Linked DNA regions of Homo sapiens: all the other regions are linked to region 3. The links are chromatin contacts, found by Hi-C or POLR2A ChIA-PET in ENCODE. All regions are on one chromosome and are shown on one strand. Each heading gives the region's core, a stretch centred on a gene start or an enhancer-like site at or near the end of the contact. The rest is flanking DNA. Distances are from core to core; before and after follow the strand shown.

What was found. Hi-C counts contacts between places; a loop is a spot of excess contacts on that map. ChIA-PET counts read pairs that join two places held with the same protein, here RNA polymerase II (POLR2A). Pooled maps may share reads with other maps.
Region 1: a pooled map shows a loop between it and region 3 (4-fold over the local background). The contact joins the promoter of GADD45GIP1 here to the promoter of SAMD1 in region 3. A Hi-C loop is called at or near these places in 1 of 168 maps with a recorded cell type or tissue (CD8-positive, alpha-beta T cell) and 11 of 50 pooled maps. POLR2A ChIA-PET finds 5 or more read pairs at or near these places in 1 of 52 experiments (activated B cell).
Region 2: a pooled map shows a loop between it and region 3 (4-fold over the local background). The contact joins the enhancer-like site here to the promoter of SAMD1 in region 3. A Hi-C loop is called at or near these places in 1 of 50 pooled maps. POLR2A ChIA-PET finds 5 or more read pairs at or near these places in 2 of 52 experiments (CD8-positive, alpha-beta memory T cell and activated naive CD4-positive, alpha-beta T cell).

Annotation. Positions count from the first base shown.
Region 1 is chr19:12,955,350-12,959,669 of GRCh38, reverse strand. It overlaps GADD45GIP1 (GADD45G interacting protein 1), which reads left to right and starts at 2,447. Exons shown (of 2, transcript NM_052850.4): 1 at 2,447-2,807. The coding sequence starts at 2,458. RefSeq lists a silencer at 2,501-2,670 and enhancers at 2,099-2,971, 3,071-3,120.
Region 2 is chr19:15,286,981-15,290,816 of GRCh38, reverse strand. The region is part of intron 1 of BRD4 (bromodomain containing 4); the gene reads left to right. Among named protein-coding and RNA genes, the nearest start is that of BRD4, 44 kb to the left of the region's middle. Within about 2 kb of position 2,141, at least 15 of the 41 ENCODE cell types and tissues checked have a DNase peak (open chromatin) inside an H3K27ac peak, as active enhancers do.
Region 3 is chr19:14,088,122-14,092,310 of GRCh38, reverse strand. It overlaps SAMD1 (sterile alpha motif domain containing 1), which reads left to right and starts at 1,560. Exons shown (of 5, transcript NM_138352.3): 1 at 1,560-2,526; 2 at 2,949-3,243; 3 at 3,335-3,431; 4 at 3,529-3,640; 5 at 3,736-4,189. The coding sequence starts at 1,891. The coding sequence ends at 3,894. It overlaps PRKACA (protein kinase cAMP-activated catalytic subunit alpha), which reads left to right. Exons shown (of 10, transcript NM_002730.4): 10 at 1-623. RefSeq lists silencers at 825-1,154, 1,205-1,254, 1,395-1,614, 1,945-2,204, 2,505-2,554 and an enhancer at 3,199-3,708.

The DNA of each region.
Region 1 (4,320 bases), core at 1,198-3,697, 1.1 Mb after region 3:
GATTGCATCACTGTACTCTCACCTGGGAGACAGAGCGAGACTCTGACTCAAAACAAAACAAAACACAAATTCGTTTTATTTATTTTGTATATTTTACAATATAAAATATATTATACATTATAAGCAATAACTCCCACTCCTCCACCCCCAACCCCTGGAACTCCTAATCTACTTTCTGTCTCTATGAATTTGACTACTCTAGTTACCTCATATAAGTGGAATCATACAATATTTGTCCTTTTGTGACTGGCTTCTTTCACTTAGCCTAATGTCCTCAAGGTTCATCCATGTCACAGCATGTGACAGAATTATTTATTTATTTATTTATTTATTTTGAGACAGAGTCTCGATCTGTTGCCCAGGCTGGAGAGCAGTGGTGTAATCTCAGCTCACTGCAACCTCCGCCTCCCGGGTTCAAGCGATTCTCCTGCCTTAGCTTCTCGAGTAGTTGGGATTACAGGTGTGCACCACCGCACCCAGCCAATTTTTGTATTTTTAGTAAAGACGGGGTTTCACCATGTTGGCCAGGCTGGTCTCGAACTCCTGACCTCAGTGATACCTGCCTCAGCCTCCCAAAGTGCTGGGATTACAGGTGTGAACCACCGCGTTCAGCCACATTTACATTAAAAAAATAATAAATGCTAGTGGGCTTTTTGTCTGTTTGTTTGTTCAGACAGAGTCTCACTCTGTCACCCTGGGTAGAGTGCAATGGCACGATCTCAGCTCATTGCAACCTCCACCTCCCAGGTTCAAGCGATTCTCCTGCCTCAGCCTCCTGAGTAGTTGGGATTACAGGCGCCCACCACCACGCCCAGGTAATTTTTGTATTTTTAGTAGAGACAAGGTTTTGCCATGTTGGTCAGGCTGGTCTCCAACTCCTGACCTCAAGTGATCCGCCCGCTTCAGCCTCCCAAAGTACTGGGATTACAGGCGTGAGCCACCAAGCCCAGCCTAATAAATGCTAGTTTAAATGTATAAAAGTAAAGTTAAAAATATAATTTTTACGCAGCCATAAAAAATGATGAGTTCGTGTCCTTTGTAGGGACATGGATGAAACTGGAAACCATCATTCTCAGCAAACTATCGCAAGGACAAAAAACCAAACACCGCATGTTCTCACTCATAGGTGGGAAGTGAACAATGAGACCACATGGACACAGGAAAGGGAACATCACACACCGGGGACTGTTGTGGGGTGGGGGGAGGGGGGAGGGATAGCATTAGGAGATATACCTAATGCTAAATGACGAGTTAATGGGTGCAGCACACCAACATGGCACATGTATACATATGTAACAAACCTGCACGTTGTGCACAAGTACCCTAAAACTTAAAGTATAATAATAATAAAATAAAATAAAATAAACTTTTTGAAGGCAAAAAAAAAAAAAAAAGAATAGCATGGGGGAAACCACCCCCGTGATCCAACCACCTCCCTTCCCCGACATGTGGGGATTACAGGTCCCTCCCTGGACACATGGGGATTATAATTCAGGATGAGATTTGGTTGGGGACACAGAGCCAAACCATATCAGTGGCCCTGCCACAGCCTCTTATTTTTGATTTTTCAATGTGTTCATTCAACATGATTTCAGATTATTCATTGGAGGGCTACTGTGTGCACAGAAGACACATGGATGAATAAAACAGTATGGTTTCTGATATGCAAAAAACAAAAATACAATTTTTACCCAAAGAACACTGAACACTTAGAAAAAAATACACAAATATATATTTGTAGCCAGGTGAGCGTATATATATATGTATATGTGTGTGTGTGTGTATGCATGTATGTATTTATTTTTATTTATTAATTTTTTAGACGGAGTTTCGCTCTTGTTACCCAGGCTGGAATGCAATGGCACGATCTCGGCCCACCCCAACCTCCGCCTCCCGGGTTCAAGCGATTCTCCTGCCTCAGCCTCCCGCGGAGCTGGGACTACAGGCATGCGCCACCATGCCCGGCTAATTTTGTATTTTTAGTAGAGACGGGGTTTCTCCTCTCCTCCCGGAAGGCGGAGGTTACAGTGACCCGAGATCACGCCGTTACCCTCCAGCCTGGGCGACAGAGCGAGACTCTGTCTCGAAAAAAAAAAAAAAAAAAGACTGGTCTCGAACTCGCGACCTCAGGTGATCCGCCCGCCTCGGCCTCCCAAAGTGCTGAGATTACAGGCGTGAGCCACCGCGCCCGACAAAAATATGTATTTTTAAGTGTCAGTGTGCAGAAAGGAGAAGAAAAAAAGTGAAAATTAAAAATGACTTTAATCAGTAACTGCTTAACTAAAATTTAAAGTTATACTTGGAAACGTATAAAACCCATACTATCCCCTTCGCCGCCCTCCCCCGAACTGAGGCAGCAGGGACACCCCTCGCCCTGCCCTGGCCCACACCGGGCCTCGCGCTCAGGCACCGGGCATGGACAGCCCGGCGGGCCTGTGAGGACCCCGCACAGCCAAGATGGCGGCGTCCGTGCGACAGGCACGCAGCCTACTAGGTGTGGCGGCGACCCTGGCCCCGGGTTCCCGTGGCTACCGGGCGCGGCCGCCCCCGCGCCGCAGGCCGGGACCCCGGTGGCCAGACCCCGAGGACCTCCTGACCCCGCGGTGGCAGCTGGGACCGCGCTACGCGGCTAAGCAGTTCGCGCGTTACGGCGCCGCCTCCGGGGTGGTCCCCGGTTCGTTATGGCCGTCGCCGGAGCAGCTGCGGGAGCTGGAGGCCGAAGAACGCGAATGGTACCCGAGCCTGGCGACCATGCAGGAGTCGCTGCGGGTGAAGCAGCTGGCCGAAGAGCAGAAGCGTCGGGAGAGGTGCGTGCGTGCAGGCAGACGCGGGGCTGCCCTCTGTGCCCCGTGGGCGAACTGGGCCCCAAACCGTGCCTACCCCTTCGGGGTCACGTCGCAGCATCTGCATGTTGTAGATTTATGTATACGCTCACCTGGCCGCAAAACAAACTCAGAATAACGTCCATTTAGTCATTCATCAGCAAGTTTTGTTTGTTTGTTTGTTTGTTTTTTGGAGACAAGAGTCTCGCTCTGTTGCCCAGGCTGGAGTGCAGTCGCAAGATCTTGGCTCACTGCAACCTCCGCCTCCCCGGTTCAAGCGATTCTCCCGCCTTAGCCTCCGGTGTAGCTGGGATTACAGGCGTGCACCACCACGCCCGGCAAATTTTTGTAGTTTTAGTAGAGACGGGGTTCCACCATGTTGGCCAGGCTGGTCTCAAACTCCTTACTTCAAGTGATCCACCTGCCTCAGCCTCCCAAAGTGCCGGGATTACAGGTGTGAGCCATCACGTCCGGCCATCACCACCAAGTCTTTACTGAGCGCATACCGTGTGCAAGACCCTGTCCCAGGCCGGGGGCGGTGGCTCGTGCCTGTAATCCCAGTTATTTGGGAGGCCGAGGCAGGCCCCAAAAGGGCCCTTAATATCAGATGGCGACAGCTGACAGGCAAGATAATACCAATGGTGACAGCCGACTAGTAGGAAGGTAAAAGAGTGAAGAGTGTGTGCCTGAGGGCAGCTTTGGTTTGGGAAGCCTCAGGCCTCTCTGAGGAGGTGATGTTTAAGCAAAGACCTGAATAACCAGACTTAGCTATGGGGCGATCTCTTGGGTAGAAAGTTTCTGGTAAAGGGAACAGCTGGGGCAAATGCCCTGAGATACGATATGCCTTAAAGAACAGCCAGGAAGCCAGTGTGGCTGGGGAAAAGGTGAGGGCAGGAAGGTGATGGGTCCTGGAACCAAGAGGGCAGAGGTCAGATACAGAGGCAGGTCTGAAGGACCAGGGGCATCTTTTTGTTGTTGTTGTTGTTGTTGTTTTGAGGCAGAGTTTTGCTCTTGTTGCCCAGGCTGGAGTGCAATCTCAGCTCACTGCAACCTCTGCCTCCCAGGATCAAGAGATTCTCCTGCTTCAGCCTCCCGAGTAGCTGGGATTACAAGCGCCCACCACCACACCCGGCTCATTTTTTGTATTTTTAGTAGAGATGGGGTTTCGCCATATTGGCCAGGCTGGTCTCAAACTCCTGACCTCAGGTGATCCATCTGCCTCGGCCTCCCAAAGTGCTAGGATTACAGGCGTGAGCCACCGCGTCGGGCCAGACCAGGGGCATCTCTTATAGATAATGCCACATCCTGGAGCGTGAAGGGGGTAGGTCAAGTGTGTTCCTGGTGTTTAATCTTCTTGTTTTCCTAATAGCCTTAAGAGGAAGAAGGGATTGCCCTAATTTTAGAGATGAGGAAACTGAGGCTTGGTGAAGTGAAGTCATGCGTCTGATCACCCAGGCAGGGAATCATGGAGCAGGGACTCCTGTTTCTGCCCCTCCTC
Region 2 (3,836 bases), core at 892-3,391, 1.2 Mb before region 3:
GGAGCCTGTGTTTATGAGGGAAGAGGGGGTACACTTAGGTTTTCGTACATATGGGTATGAGATGGAACACACTGGAAACATGAAAACTGCAGGCTTAGATGAGAAGCGGGTGTATATGTTGTGAGCTTTACCATCTGAGGCAGAGTCCCAGCCTGGCCAGATTAGCTGTTTGCCTAGAGCATCTTTCTAGGGGTTGGTGTTCTGTATGTTGAAATGAATGAAATTGCTTCCCCAGGGCTGGAACACATCTGTTTGGGTGGTGTTCTAGGTGTATACTTGCACCCATTTATTATTAAAGGGGTGGTTTGAGTTTGTACTGGATTTGATGAGAGTTTTTCTTTTTCAGTACTCGTGATGCATTTCTTCACCTGAAAGTATAATGCATTTTGATTTCTATGGCAACCAGTGAACGCCAAGGGAACAAATTCTATTTCTGTTTTCTAACGTAACAGGATTAGTGGAGGCGCATCAAAAATTCCATTCTAAGTCAGTGCTGCGTCTTGAAGAGAATTGAAATGGTCTAGTACTAACTTTTTAACATTGACTTTGAATACACTTTTAATAATCCACATGTCAGTCAGCTTACTCTTGGTGTTAAATGTCACTCGAGCAGGAGGAGGCCTCGATGGGAGCTTCTTTTTAATCTCCAATGGATCCTCAGTGAAGTCCTTAGGGATTTCATTTTCTGGGTTTCAGAAGTACACACACCTGTCATTAGGGCTTCATATGCCTAGCGTGTGACCCCCTGCCCTACCCTTAAGCCTAAGGCAGTCATATGGTTTTTAATGTGTCTATCCTGCCTTGAAACCAAACCTCTCCAAGAACTAAAACAAAAATGTGAATTACTCCTTGCCCTTCAGGCTGCTTCGTTGGAAAGCCTTCCCTCACTTGAGCCCCTTGCTGAGAGCCCTGTAGCACCCTGTGAAGTGGCCCCGTTTTCCTTCCTGTCTATGCAGGCAGGGACCTGGCTGTGGGTGGTGCCCCGTGGGCAGAACCCAGAGGCTGGGGGGCTCCAGTGTCCTTACAAGCACACTTCTCCCATTGCTTGTGAGCCACATCTTTCCTAGCTTCCATTCTCCTGGTTTCATCAGATCTATTAGGATGGTGCAAAAGTAACTGCTGTTTTGGCTTTTTTTTTTCTTTTTTTTTTTGGATCAAAACCGCAATTACTTTTGCACTAACCTAGCTACCTTGAGAGTGGTTTTGAGTGGGAAGTAATACCCATCTATTTTCTGATTTATTTTATTTATTTATTTATTTATTTTAAGATGGAGTTTCGCTCTTGTTGCCCAGGCTGGAGTGCAGTGGCGCGATCTCGGCTCATCGCAACCTCCGCCTCCAGGGTTCAAGTGATTCTCATGCCTCAGCCTCCTGAGTAGCTGGGATTACAGACATGTGCCACCATGCCCGGCCAATTTTATATTTTTAGTAGAGACGGGGTTTCTCCATGTTGGTCAGGTTGGTCCCGAACTCCTGACCTCAGGTGATCCACCCGCCTCGGCCTCCCAAAGTGCTGGGATTATAGGCGTGAGCCACCGCACCCAGCTGTTTTCTGATTTTAAGTAGCTAAGGAGTCTGGCTTTCTGCTGGAATCATTTGGAAAGGTCGTGGGAGAAACATCTCAAGCCTGCCTAGGTTGTCTCTTTAGGGCCTGGCCTCTGGCTTAGGGCACTAGTTGTCAGAACCCAGAAAACAGAGCTATGGGGCCTGTGTCGGGGAGTGGGGTTACTAAACAAAGGTATTTTGAGGTAAAAGACGTGAAGCATTTCTAACGTGGTTCTGTAGTTTGCTTTCCCTAGGTTGTTATGGACCAAGAGACTGTAGCTGACTTTGTTTAACTCTCATGTTCAGGAGTGGAGGAGGGGACTTGAGTATTAACAGCCGCCTTGACACAGTGGGGACCTGGTGGCTGTGGAAGCCTGAGGAGTCGGTGCCTGCTCCTCTGAACTTTCCCTCCCCTCAGCAGATGGTACTGTTGCGTGTTCTCTCTGGTGCCAGTGAAAGAGCTCATTCATGCCATTCACAGAGTAGTGTGCTTAGAACTCAGCCCTCCTCCATCTGCAGGGGCAGGCACCCGCCACGGCTTAGTGGCCACCCTCGGGCGTTGACTTCCTCCCTTCGGCGGCCCTGTGTGTCTGCTGGGCAGTGCACCAGCCTGTGTAGCACCAGCTGCTCGGCTGCTTTGGTAAAAACAAGGGAAGACTGTGAAGCTGTTCTGTGCTCTGCACACCAGCAGGAGAAGCCAGCGGAGGGTGTGGATGGGCTTAGGGCAGTGTCTGCAGTTCCGGATGAATTCTGCCTGTGCCTTATAAACATCTTCTGGGAAGGAGCTGATTTTTGATGGGTGATTGTCCAAGTTTATAACTGGATCCTGTGTTTCACTCCTCTTCTTCTATTTATTTTTATTTATTATTTTTTGAGATGTGGTCTTGCTCTGTCACCAGTCTGGAGGGCAGATCATAGCTCACTGCAGCCTGAAACTCCTGGCTTCAAGCGATCCTTCCCAGCCACCCATAAATCCTTTTAATAAGTTGCAGATGTGATATTACCTCTGTGTACTTCAGCAAACATTTCTTAAGGGCATTCTCTTTGAAAGCAGGGACTGAAACATGTATTTGTACGCCCATGTTCATAGCAGCCCTATACACAGTAGCCAAAAGGTATTATAGAAGCAACCTGTGTCCATTGATGGATGGATAGATAGGCAAAATATGAAGTATTAATCAGCCTTAAGAAGGAATGAAATTCAGGCCAGGTACAGTGGCTCACACCTGTAATCCCAGCACTTTGGGAGGCCGAGGTGGGCAGATCATCTAAGTCAGGAGTTTGAGATCAGCCTGACCAAGTTGGTGAAACCCAGTCCCTACTAAAAATACAGAAATTAGCCAGACGTGGTGGCACGTGTCTGTAGTCCCAGCTACTCGGGAGGCTGAGGCACAAGAATCGCCGAACCCAGGAGGTGGAGGTTGCAATGAGCCTAGATCGTACCACTGCACTCCAGCTTGGGCGACAAAGGGAGACTGTCTCAAAAAAAAAAAAGAAATTCAGAGGTGCTACAATGTGGATGAACCTAGAAGACGTTATGCCAAGTGAAATACGACAACCACAAAAAGACAAATACTTTGTGGTTTCACTCACGCTGGGTACCTATAGGAGTCACTTCCACAGAGACAGAAAGTAGAATGGTGGTTGCCAGAGGCAGGGATTGGGAGTTAGTGTTTAGTGGATATATGGGTTACAGAGTTTGTTTTACAAGGTGAAAGCGTTCTGAAACGCCCAGTTGTGGTGGCTCATCTGTAGTCCCAGCACTTTGGGAGACTGAGGCAGGAATATTGCTTGAGCCCAGGAGTTTGAGACCAGCCTGAGCAACATAGCAAGACCCCATCTTTAAAGAAAATAAATACATAAATTAAAAAGTTCTGGAGCTAGATAGTGATTGCATAGTAGCGTGAATGCACTTAATGTCACCAAACTATACAGTAAAAAATGGTTAAAGTGGTAAGTTTTATGTTACATATATTTTACCATAATAAAAATAAGATTATTAAAGTTTTTACTGTGTCTTAAAAAAAAAAAGAATAAAGGCACTGTCCTCTAAAACCGCATAAACATTTTTTTGCATACAGGAAACTCAACAATGATTGTATCCTGTGTTGAGATTTCCCATATGTTTCCCCCATTCACACAGGTGATGTGTTAATACTAATGCTATGTTAATGTTTTCTTTTAAATAGATATATTTTAGTTGAGCAGGTTGATTTAAAGCACAGGTGGATCTGTGGGTGATAAAAGTGGTAGGTGTGGAAACTGACTGGGGTCTAACCAGCCTGAATGTG
Region 3 (4,189 bases), core at 311-2,810:
TCACCCTTGGGCTTTGAAAGCCAGACAAAGCAGCTGCCCCTCTCCCTGCCAAAGAGGAGTCATCCCCCAAAAAGACAGAGGGGGAGCCCCAAGCCCAAGTCTTTCCTCCCAGCAGCGTTTCCCCCCAACTCCTTAATTTTATTCTCCGCTAGATTTTAACGTCCAGCCTTCCCTCAGCTGAGTGGGGAGGGCATCCCTGCAAAAGGGAACAGAAGAGGCCAAGTCCCCCCAAGCCACGGCCCGGGGTTCAAGGCTAGAGCTGCTGGGGAGGGGCTGCCTGTTTTACTCACCCACCAGCTTCCGCCTCCCCCATCCTGGGCGCCCCTCCTCCAGCTTAGCTGTCAGCTGTCCATCACCTCTCCCCCACTTTCTCATTTGTGCTTTTTTCTCTCGTAATAGAAAAGTGGGGAGCCGCTGGGGAGCCACCCCATTCATCCCCGTATTTCCCCCTCTCATAACTTCTCCCCATCCCAGGAGGAGTTCTCAGGCCTGGGGTGGGGCCCCGGGTGGGTGCGGGGGCGATTCAACCTGTGTGCTGCGAAGGACGAGACTTCCTCTTGAACAGTGTGCTGTTGTAAACATATTTGAAAACTATTACCAATAAAGTTTTGTTTAAAAAAAAAGTGTCGCTGGTGTTCTCGACTTCGATCACCCACCCACACACCCCCAGGGGGTTGGAAAGGGAATTTCGGACCCCAGCGTGCAGGCCGATCAGGTCCTGGCTTGAAGTCCTTGTAACCAGGGTTTAGCTGAAATTCCGGCACTCCTTCGGCCCCGCAGGAGAAACGAGCGTCAAACTGCCCTTTGACCCCAGATTCGGGGTCCCCAAATCTGCGGCGCGCCCCCTCGGCGTCCAGCCCGGGACCGAGAGGGCGCTCTAGGGAGGCGCTGGGGCTGGCGCGCCAGGAGGCCGAGCGGCGGCGGGGGCGGCCCTGGCAGGGGGAGTAGAAGGGGGAGAGGGTGCGCGCCCCCCTTCCCGCATCCTCAGCGCCGGGCCAGGCGCGCCTGAGGGACGCGGGGGCGGCGGCAGCAGGAGGGTCCCCGCAGCACCCTGCGAGCGCGGCAGCCCCGGCCCGCGGGCGGCGAGTTCCCGGTAAGTGCGGTCCCGAGAGCGGAGCGCGCTGGAGAGGCGTGGAGAGGGGGGCTGGGCGCCGGGGACGTCTGGGTCCCGCGCCCAATGGCTGGAGGGCGGCCGAGCGCCGCCCGCCCGCCCTGCCCGCCCCCTCTCCACTCCCCCCGGCACTCCCCTCCCCCTCCCCCGCCCGCCGCTTTCCCCCGCCCCCGCCCCGGGCCAACTCCGCGGCGCCTCCTTAAAAAGCGCGCGGGAGTTGTAAGGGGGGGCCGGAGCGAGCCGGAGTGAGCGAGAGCGCAGGGTAAAGGGGGCGGGCGGGGGGCCCGGGCTCCACCTTAAAAGCGGGCGCGTGGGGGTGGGAGGGAGGAAGGCGGGCGGCGGGGAGGAGGGAGGGAGGGAAGGAAGGGGGGCCGGAGTGTCCCGGGCGCAGGGCGCGCGTGCGGCGGCGGCGGCGGCGGGGAGGGGCCGGCCGCGCCGCGCTCCCCTCCTCCCCCTCGCATCCCCGGCCCCGCGCGCGCCCAGCAGAAGCGGGTCTGTGTGTGCGTGCGTGCGAGTGAGTGAGTGTGTGCATATTTTTTTCTCTCTTTTCTTTCTCTCTCACTGTTTTTTCCTCTCTCTCTCTCTCCCTCTCTCTCTCTTTTTTTTTTTTTTTTTTTTGCAAAGAAACAGCAGCGCCGCCGCCGCTCCGCCGAGGCGCTGCGCCCCCCGGGGGGGGAGGCGGAGGAGGCGGGCAGCGGCGGAGGGAGGGGAGCCGGGGAGGGGGGCGCCGCGCTGGGAGGGAGGCAGCGCGCACGGTGCAGCCGGGCCGGGCGGGAGGCATGGCGGGGCCCCCGGCCCTACCCCCGCCGGAGACGGCGGCGGCCGCCACCACGGCGGCCGCCGCCTCGTCGTCCGCCGCTTCCCCGCACTACCAAGAGTGGATCCTGGACACCATCGACTCGCTGCGCTCGCGCAAGGCGCGGCCGGACCTGGAGCGCATCTGCCGGATGGTGCGGCGGCGGCACGGCCCGGAGCCGGAGCGCACGCGCGCCGAGCTCGAGAAACTGATCCAGCAGCGCGCCGTGCTCCGGGTCAGCTACAAGGGGAGCATCTCGTACCGCAACGCGGCGCGCGTCCAGCCGCCCCGGCGCGGAGCCACCCCGCCGGCCCCGCCGGCGCCGCCACAGCAGCAGCAGCCGCCGCCGCCGCAGCCACAGCCGCCGCCGGAGGGGGGCGCGGTGCGGGCCGGCGGCGCGGCGCGGCCCGTGAGCCTGCGGGAAGTCGTGCGCTACCTCGGGGGCAGCGGCGGCGCCGGCGGTCGCCTAACCCGCGGCCGCGTGCAGGGGCTGCTGGAGGAGGAGGCGGCGGCTCGAGGCCGTCTGGAGCGCACCCGTCTCGGAGCGCTTGCGCTGCCCCGCGGGGACAGGCCCGGACGGGCGCCGCCGGCCGCCAGCGCCCGCCCGTCTCGCAGCAAGGTGAGCGCGCCGGGGAGCGGGGGCGCCGCGCGGTGGGCAGGTGCGGGCGAAGTTGGTGGCGGGGGCGCGAGTCCCGGGAGGAACTGGGTGGCGGGTGGCTGGGGCTTTGCGCGCGTTTCCTGCGGGCTCGGTGCGTGGTGACCTTGGCAAGTGATTGAATCTCCCGGAGCCTCAGTTTCCTCCGCTGTAAACGCGGTTTAATAACAGTAGCGACCCCTTGGGGTTGTTGAGCGAGTTTAGTAAGATTTGGTTGTCGAGGGCTTTAGTTAACACAGAGCCTGGCACGGAGTGAATGCGTAAAAGTTAGTCCGTATTGTTCTTAAAGGTGGAATCGGTTCCTCCTCCCCACCGCCCGGACGCCACAGTCAGGGTCTGGGATTAGAACAGCTACTAATTTTGCATGCTTCTCTCCTCGGCTCCAGAGAGGTGGAGAAGAGCGAGTACTTGAGAAAGAAGAGGAAGAAGATGATGATGAAGATGAAGATGAAGAAGATGATGTGTCAGAGGGCTCTGAAGTGCCCGAGAGTGACCGTCCTGCAGGTGCCCAGCACCACCAGCTTAACGGCGAGCGGGGACCTCAGAGTGCCAAGGAGAGGGTCAAGGAGTGGACCCCCTGCGGACCGCACCAGGGCCAGGATGAAGGGCGGGGGCCAGCCCCGGGCAGCGGCACCCGCCAGGTGTTCTCCATGGCAGCCATGAACAAGGAAGGGGGAACAGGTAAGGATCCCTCTGGGTGGGGAAGAGTGCTAGGTGGAGAGGAACTCAGCCCGAAGACAAAGCCAAAGACAGGTGTTTTTTTCCTTCCCAGCTTCTGTTGCCACCGGGCCAGACTCCCCGTCCCCCGTGCCTTTGCCCCCAGGCAAACCAGCCCTACCTGGGGCCGACGGGACCCCCTTTGGCTGTCCGTAAGTTGGGGTATTGGAGACATGGGGGTGCTGCTCAGGTGTGTGGTACAGCCAGAGAGACATCCGTGTTCACTGGTGTCTGTTTGTTTTGATGCAGTCCCGGGCGCAAAGAGAAGCCATCTGATCCCGTCGAGTGGACCGTGATGGATGTCGTCGAATATTTTACTGAGGCTGGATTCCCGGAGCAGGCGACAGCTTTCCAAGAGCAGGTGAGTTTCCAGCCCAGGACTACACACTGACAGACACAGAGGGCCTCCCTGGGATGTGCCCTGATCCCGGCTCTCTCTGTTCCTGTCCCACCCAGGAAATTGATGGCAAATCTTTGCTGCTCATGCAGCGCACAGATGTGCTCACCGGCCTGTCCATCCGCCTCGGGCCAGCCCTGAAAATCTACGAGCACCACATCAAGGTGCTTCAGCAAGGCCACTTTGAGGATGATGACCCCGATGGCTTCTTAGGCTGAGCGCCCAGCCTCACCCCTGCCCCAGCCCATTCCGGCCCCCATCTCACCCAAGATCCCCCAGAGTCCAGGAGCTGGACGGGGACACCCTCAGCCCTCATAACAGATTCCAAGGAGAGGGCACCCTCTTGTCCTTATCTTTGCCCCTTGTGTCTGTCTCACACACATCTGCTCCTCAGCACGTCGGTGTGGGGAGGGGATTGCTCCTTAAACCCCAGGTGGCTGACCCTCCCCACCCAGTCCAGGACATTTTAGGAAAAAAAAAATGAAATGTGGGGGGCTTCTCATCTCCCCAAGA